2 separate regions of the Homo sapiens genome follow, and region 2 is linked to region 1. Evidence: chromatin loops called from intact Hi-C (ENCODE). Cell type or tissue: PC-9. All regions are shown on one strand.

Region 1 (4,000 bases):
TATTATATCTGCCAGATCCCTTGTGAGCAGGGCCGACACAGCCCTTGGCCAAAACTTGTCCAGTAGCCTCAGGTGTGACCTGGCATGAAAGCTGTGCTCAGGGGAAAGGATGGGACAGGGATGGGCTGGACCAATGGAATTCTCTTCCCTGTGATTACCCAGCAGTGTGCAACCTTGTGAAACCCGCCATTTTTCTAGGGTCCTGCTGGGATAGAGGTATGGGAGAGAGAACGTTCTAGGACAACTCTTAGCTTTCTGGACAGTTTAACTAAGAACCTGATGCTGCAGAAACTGGGGTGAAAGATACTCAGAGAAGTGTGTCCCAGGGTAATGGGGGGGATGAGCCCAGATTGGCAGGCAGTGAGAATGAGGCAATGGTGGGACATCCAGGAGTGGCAGTTGGGATATGAGGTGGCTGCTCAGGACCCAGAAGCCACCAGCAATGCCCTGGGGCCTGAGTGCTGGACTCCAGAGAAACATTTGGGGAGCAGCTTATGTTGATCTCCACCAAAATCCTCTTCCTCCAGGGGATAAATGTGGAGATAATTTTTTTAAATTATTCAATGTTTCACTGGATTTTTTTGTGGGGGGAGGTGAAGCTTTTATATTTAAGATTGTTAAATCTTAACATCATCTGAGGTCAGGAGTTCAAGACCAGCCTGACCAACATGGTGAAAACCTGTCTCTACTAAAAACACAAAATTAGCCAGCCATGGTGGTGCACACCTGTAATCCCAGCTACTCAGGAGGCTGAGGCAGGAGAATTGCTTGAACCCAGGAGGCGGAGGTTGCAGTGAGCCAAGACTGTGCCACTGCACTCCAGCCTGGGCAACAAGAGCAAAACTCCGTCTCAAAAAAAAAAAAAAAAAAAAAATTGTTAGAAGAACTTGTTACATTACAAATACACAGAATGTTGGAAGAAGATGCAAAGTTAACCTCACATTTTTTTCTTCCTTTATTCACACATTGTTCATTTCACTGGACTTTCTACACTGCATCAGAGATAGAAAATGGTGAAGAAAAATACAAATAAGTTCAACAGATGTTGATTTCAAAAATCAGCATGAAGTATTCTTAGCAAATACGGTCACCACTTGGTATCCCTGCCTTTCTAAGCAGATTAGAAAGGAAACAGCTTTTCTACACAAGAATAACTTATCCATACTTATGAAACCTTTTCCAAATCTATAAATATTGATATACCATTTTTTATCTTAATTTCTTCCAACAGAAGCTAAAATTTCTGCCTGTGAGTTCAGGGCTCAGGGCTAGCCTCTGGCAAAAACACCTTTCAGTCCTGGGACAGGAGTGTCTTTAACCTAGAGGGTAACCTTGAACGACAGTATCCATGGGTATTGACTTCCTCCTAGAAAACAGGAATCAGACTCCCAGAGGTTCTGAAACTGGGCTTATCTAACACTATGTGCAGGATACTATCCTATAGGCATTACTGTAATCCCATCTTACAGATGGAAAAAGTGAGGCACAGCAAGGTTATGTAACTCATCCGTGTGCATATACTACCTCTCCAATGTCTCAGGTTGGAGTCAGCAGGTGTGAATGGGGCACTGGAATTCACGCTCCTAATAAGTTCCCACGGAGACTGCGATCCAGGTGGTTTTTAGACCCCGCTGTGAGATACTCCTCCAGGCATCAGAGGATTTGCTCTGGTTTGAGAGTTCAGGCAAAAGAGCAAATAGGAGAATCCAGAACCCCGATAAGGGTAGTTCTCAGGAAGTTGCTACCACCCTGGATGGCCAAAGCAGTAAGGCGGATACACCGGGGGTTGGGAAATCAGAGCCGCGTGCGGATTGGGAACCCAGAGAGAGACTTTGTCTGTTGCTGCACCCGATTGCCATCTGCTGGCTATATGTGGCTATTGCAGGCCAGATGGTAACATTCCCAGTCCAACCCCTCCATCAAATGTCAAATGGTTACATTGGTGGTGGGGCTTCAGTGAAGACTCCAGGGCTCAGTACAGAGCCTCAACAATGCCACTTGTGGGAGGGAGAAAAGAATGCAGGGGGAAAGGTCAGTCTGAATGAGGGTTGGTGGGGAGAAATAAGCCGGAGAGGAAAGTAGGGGCCAGAATCAGGTGGGCCTCAAAACAGTTAGGATTTTGTACTGAGGGCCAACGGGAAATCCAGCAGTGAGTCAGACTTTCAGTAGGATCATTCTGGCCTGTCAGGAAGAACTAGGATAGTTTGAGTGGAGGCAGAGTCAGTTTGAAAACTGTTCCAGTATCAAAGATGAGGAACAGATGCTGGTATAGATTAGGGGGTAGCTGTGGGGATGCAGAAAAATGGTCCACAAGAAATATGGAGGAAGGGGGATTATGTCTGATAAAACCAAATCCCAAAGGAAAACAGCAGGAAAGGGATAGAGACCCCATTTCACTCATTCCTTCTTTCAACACATTTTAGCACCTATGATGCCAGGAACGAATCTACCTGCTGGGAACACAGTGGTGTGAGCAAGTCAGGGAAAAGCCCAGATTTTCATGGAGCTTACATTCTGCTGGGGAGGTAGGCAATAATCAAATAAACAAATAAACAAGAGAAACATCAGATGGGAGTAAACACCATGAGAATGAAAACTGTGGTGTGATGGTGACCCTCAGAGATCTGAATGGTAAGAAGTCTGCCATGTAAATATGACAGGGAAAAGCATTCTAGACCATAGCAGCAAATGCAAGGGCCTTTAGAGCAGAAACAAGTGTTCAAGACCAGAGGCAGCTGGTATGGTTGTAGCGTGGTGGGTTAGGGCCAGCATGGAGCAAGAGGCAGAGTCAGGGACAGATTGTCTGGGCTTTGTAAAGCAGCACAAGGAATTCTAGGAGTAAAGGGAAGCCACGGACACATTTTAGGCAGGAAAGTGAAAATCCGATTTCATAAACTCTCTCACTGCTCTATGGAGAATGGGTTGTATAGGGGCCAGGCATGGTGGCTCACGTCTATAATCCCAGCACTTTGAGAGGCCGAGGCAGGCAGATCTCTTGAAGTCAGGAGTTCGAGACCAGTCTGGCCAACATAGTGAAACCCCGTCTCTACTAAAAAGGCTAAAGTTAGCCAGGCATGGTGGCACGTGCCTATAATACCACCTACATGGGTGGCTGAGGCATGAGAATTGCTTGAACTCAGGAGGTGGAGGATGCAGTGAGCTGAGATTGTGCCACTGCATTCCACCCTAGGTGAGAGAGAGAGACTCTGACTCAAAAAATAAATAAATAAAAATAATGGGTTGCAGCACTTTGGGACGCCGAGGTGGGTGAATCACGAGATCAGGAGTTCAAGACCAGCCTGGCCAAGGTGGTGAAACCCCATCTCTACCAAAAATACAAAAATTAGCCAGGCATCATGGCAGGTGCCTGTAATCCCAGCTACTTGGGAGGCTGAGGCAAAGAATTGCTTGAACCTGGGAGGTGGAGGTTGCAGTGAGCCAAGATCACATCACTGCACCCCAGCCTGGGCAACAGAGCGAGACTCTGTCTCAAAAAATCATAAAAATAATGGGTTGTATAGGGGTATAGGGGCAAGAGTGGAAGCAGGGAAGCAGGGAGATGGGGTAGGAAGCTGTGATGTGGGCCAGGAGAGACAATGGCAGTAGAGTGGAGAGAGGGTTCTGGGTATCATTTGGAGTCAGCGTCAATAGGACTTGCTGATGGATTGGATGTGGGGTGAATAAAAAGCAGAGGCAAGAATGACTCCCCAGGAGCACAAGGATGCCAGCCACTGCAGGAAACCCAGACAGAAGAAGGGCCTACGGGAACTTCTTCCCTAATGATTCCTCCCTCACCAAACAGGCAAAGGCCTGGGCTTAAAGCTCCCATTACATCCCTGCTGCTGCTCATTACAGCAGGCTGCCCTCACCCTTGTCCCACCAGACAGAGGGAGCATGCAAATTAGCCACTCTAAGGCTGTGTCCTTAGAGTGTCCCAGTCACAGGACTGGGCCTACCTGCCCGAGCACATTGCAAGGACTAAATAGAATGTCTGGCACAG
Region 2 (4,000 bases), 540 kb before region 1:
TTAAAATAAGGAGACAAGTTCCATCACTATTCCCAAGAGTGCCTGCCCTGATTGCAACCCAAGATAGTTGCTTCTAGCAAGCTTGGAGCCAAGAGACCTAGGTTCAAACCCTGAACTCAGCACAAGTCCCTTTACCTCTCTGGGCCTGTTTCTTGCCTTTCGTGGATAACATAAAGGCACTGCTTAGCCATCAGGCACTGTGTCTGGCTGTAGCAACTATCATTATTGTCATCCTCCTCATGGGCTGTGACATGGGGAAAAAAAATCCTGGCTGCCACTGGAGTGTAGACGGTCCTGGGGTTGCCTCCTCAGAGGCCCTTCCCTGTGTCCTCCCAGGCACTGTCCCAGAGCCACCCTTCAGGAATCCAGGCCCACACCCAGCTCCAGCTGCCCGAGTGGCTCAGTCGCCCAGCGGCCTCTCTGCTGACTGAGGTGAGGTGTAGCCCGGCCAGAGGAAGCAGCTGCCTAGCCTGAGGAAGGTGCTGGGAGGGGCACAGAACTGTGTCTGAACCACGTGTGCTTCGTGCTCAGTGTCTGATGTGGGTGCAGAGGGCAGTAGGGGCAACACATTTCTATATGTTGGTGGCCAACCACCACCAATGTTCCCAGGGTAAAATGGGGGTTCTGTGGGCCAGGCTGCCAGGGAGCAGGCCCCCTAGAGGCCATAGTGGTTGGAGTCCCTGGAGGTCACCCCATGCCTCCACAGCTGGAGTGGCCCAGCTGACTGGGCCTCTCTCTGCAGCTGCTGCAGTTCGAGCCTACCCGGCGCCTGGGCATGGGAGAAGGTGGTGTCAGCAAACTCAAGTCCCATCCCTTTTTCAGTACCATCCAATGGAGCAAGCTGGTGGGGTAAGAGGGCAGAGCGGGTGACGGAAGCAGCTGGCCTGGTCTGGATCGCCTCTCCTCCTTGCCTGACACCCAACCCAGGGCTGGCCCTCTATCAGCGGGCTTTGGGCGAGGAATGGAGGGCACTGTCTGTCCTGCTGGGCTCCCACTGGGGCCTCAGAATTATGGCCACCACCCAGGAAGGGCCAGCTCCTGGAAAAGCTGGAGGTGGGGGCAGTCAAGGCTTGCCCTGCTAAGCAGCTTGAACCATCTACCCATCAGTCAACAGACCCGTTGAGCATGTGGACTCACCATGTTAAAGGTTGCCTTCTGTGGCACTGGCGCTGAGCTGTTGACCACCTGCTGCACCCTACTGTGAGGTTCTGTGACTCACTCACTGCCATGTTGTGCCCCACTCAGGACATCTCTGGAGACTCATCTCAGGACACTGATCCACTGGCTCAGTGGACCCAAACCAGACTGTCCTGGCTAGTCCTCTTAGTCACACAGCGAGTAGGCCTCTTCCACCAGAAGCTGTTCGTGCAGCTGGGGAGGCCCAGAAGCAGGGATGCCATCTGTTGTGCAGGGAGGGATGAGGTAGGGGACAGGATGACCCCCACCCCCACCCCCCCACCCCCGATTCCTGACCATGCCCCCTATCTTGTGATTTCAGACTTGGGAGAGCAAAAGGGAGGGGAAGAAAATAAGAGTAATGGGGGGAGGAAGGAATGCATGGGTCTGCCCCTTAGAGCAAGTCTGAAACCAGAATCAAGAGTCCTCCTCCCCAGTGGGCCTGTGTGGGGGAAGAGGGGCAGCCTGCCCCAGGGGTGCAAGAGGACAGCAATTCAGCTTCCAGGCCAAAGCAGTTTAGACAAGGTGTGCCCATCAGGACTCCCTCTCAGGCCCTGGCTGTTTACCATGTCACTGCCTACTGTGACTTCATGCCCTTTTGGGATAAGAAACCACAAAACGCATGGAACAACTATCCATGGCTCTTAGCCAGAAATGTCTTGCCTCTGGTCTCTGAAAAGCTGGGGTGAGTGGTTACCTCAAAGACAATTGCCTCCAGTTTGGGGGCTCCTCTCAGGGTTCACCCTGTCACCGGGGCGTGGGACCGACCTGGGAAATTTCCACTAGAGTTTTGCCCTCAGCTCCTCCCTGCCAGCATCCCAGTCACCACCAGGTGGCGCTTCTGACACGGTCCACGTGCCTGGCTCTGAAGGCCCAACTGTCAGACCAGACCCCTCACTCATGGTGGGGAGACTTGACTTCCTCGGGCTCTTCAGGAGACTGAGACAGAGAAGACAAGTGAAAGCGCAGCCTGTACATGACTCTCTGTGGTCCACGTCCTGCCTCTCCCTGGGGTTTACACGGCCCCAATAAAGCCTGCTCTGGCCTACGGTGTTCTCGCTTCTTCCATGCAATGACCACGGCTCATTGGGGCAGGTTGGAAGGCTCCCCTGTAGAAGCTCCAGAGTGAAGTCAAGAGCGAGCTTGGGGCTGCCAGGAAGTAGGACGCAGGGCTGGTGGTGAGCAGCATGCCATGTGGGCCTCAGGGGAAGGGGTGGGGTCGGGGAGGACCAGGTTCTGTGGGGAAGAGGATGAAGAAGCCTTGGAAGAGGCTCATGGTGCCTGGGGGAATACCAGTTTCATCCTCACAGTGACCCCTTGCAACAGACGGTAGCTCCTGAGAAAACTGAAGCTCAAAAAGGTTAAGGACACAACCTAGCCAGAGTTGCAAGTTAGTGTTCCTTCTGCTACTCTCCCTAAGTCAGGCTGGACCACTTCCAACCACCGCTTCATGAAGCACAAGTCCCTTCTGGAACTTCTGTGCTTCATCCACCCAAAGCTACACATCTGACACTTTGTTGGGCCCTGAGTTTAGAATACTGTGGGTCCCAGCTCTTACAGTCGACCTCCTTTCGATAAAATGGGGTAAATAATGCCTATTTTGCAGGTTTACCAGATAGATAAATTAAAGCTTCTAACACCAAATCCTGTTCTTCCTTTCATTCAACCTAATTTGTTTTTCTATCTACTAGAGCTCTAGTTCTACTCTCTGGGACCCACTTCCCTCCTGTGACAGACCTTCACAGAGGGATGGCCTCACTGCAAGAGCTCAGCAGACAGGGACTCTGGAAAAGACAAGGCTGTGTTTAAGCCTGGACTCCATCACACCTGCCACCTGCAGTCTAGGTTAGCTACCCACCCTGTACACTCACGCTCACTGACCACTGCTCCTAGGTCATCAACCCTCACCTGTTCATGTGTATTGACCTTGAGCATCTTGGTCCACAAGGCTATCAAATCCAAATGAAATGAGATGCCCCCACTCCTCCCAAATCCATCACTGAAATAATGTAAGCCCACACAAAAAATGCAAGTCTACTGGTGTTTTGAAAGGGCTTCACAAAGATGGTGACCCCAAATTCTCTATTCTAGAGTATGGCTTGACAGGCTCAAGGAAGGTGGGGCACTAAGAGACTATGATGCTTTATGGAAACAAAACAAAAAACATCCTAAGCCCCCCAACCATCTGTATGGACCCCTCGTCTCAGTCAAGGGTATTCCAAAGTTAACCTGAAACGCTAGTTCGGGCCATGGTGGGAAGAGGGAGCCAGCCATTCCTCATTATACTCCCCTCCCTTTTGGAATTACTGTTAAAACAGGCTCCTTAAGTCTGATGAGAAGCATTTACAATCTATTTTCTCTGAAGCCTGCTGGCTGGAGGCTTCATCTGCATAAAACCTTGGTCTCCACAACCCCTTACTGTAACCCAGACATTCCTTTCTATTGATTCCAGGTCTTTAGATAATAACTCTTTCAACCAATTGCCAATCAGAAAATCTTTGATTCTGCCTATGACAACATCCCCAGGTCTTGAGCTGTCCTGCCTCTCCAGACCAAACCACTGTACATCTTACATGTACTGACTGGTATCTTATGTCTCCCTAAAATGTATTAAATGTATAAAACTAAGTTGTAGCCAGACGACCCTGGACACATGTTCTCAGGATCTCCTAAGAGTTGTATCACAGGCCATCAGTCACTCACACTTGGCTCAGAATAAATCTCTTCAAATATTTTTACAGAGGTTGACTCTTTTTGGCAACACTTTCCCGGCTGGCAGTCAGGGTTCTACCTTCTGTCAAATTATGAGTGTTAAGTTCCACAT

What was found. A loop is a pair of places that touch in the nucleus more often than their neighbours do. Peaks named below come from ENCODE experiments on the same cell type or tissue, not always from the same donor. Only the 100,000 strongest peaks of a DNase experiment are listed, where the experiment ranks them.
Region 2: it touches region 1 in a loop (5-fold over the local background); 4 of 110 quality-filtered maps call a loop at or near these places.

What each region holds. Positions count from the first base shown.
Region 1 is chr14:74,360,365-74,364,364 of GRCh38, reverse strand. No RefSeq gene overlaps it. Among named protein-coding and RNA genes, the nearest start is that of VRTN, 14 kb to the right of the region's middle. In PC-9, CTCF peaks have their summits at 1,654 and 1,868 (motif pointing left); a DNase peak (open chromatin) is centred at 1,804.
Region 2 is chr14:74,903,867-74,907,866 of GRCh38, reverse strand. It overlaps RPS6KL1 (ribosomal protein S6 kinase like 1), which reads left to right. Exons shown (of 12, transcript NM_031464.5): 11 at 337-432; 12 at 743-3,916. The coding sequence ends at 853. Among named protein-coding and RNA genes, the nearest start is that of RPS6KL1, 17 kb to the left of the region's middle. In PC-9, CTCF peaks have their summits at 635, 1,813 and 2,019 (motif pointing right); a DNase peak (open chromatin) is centred at 2,031.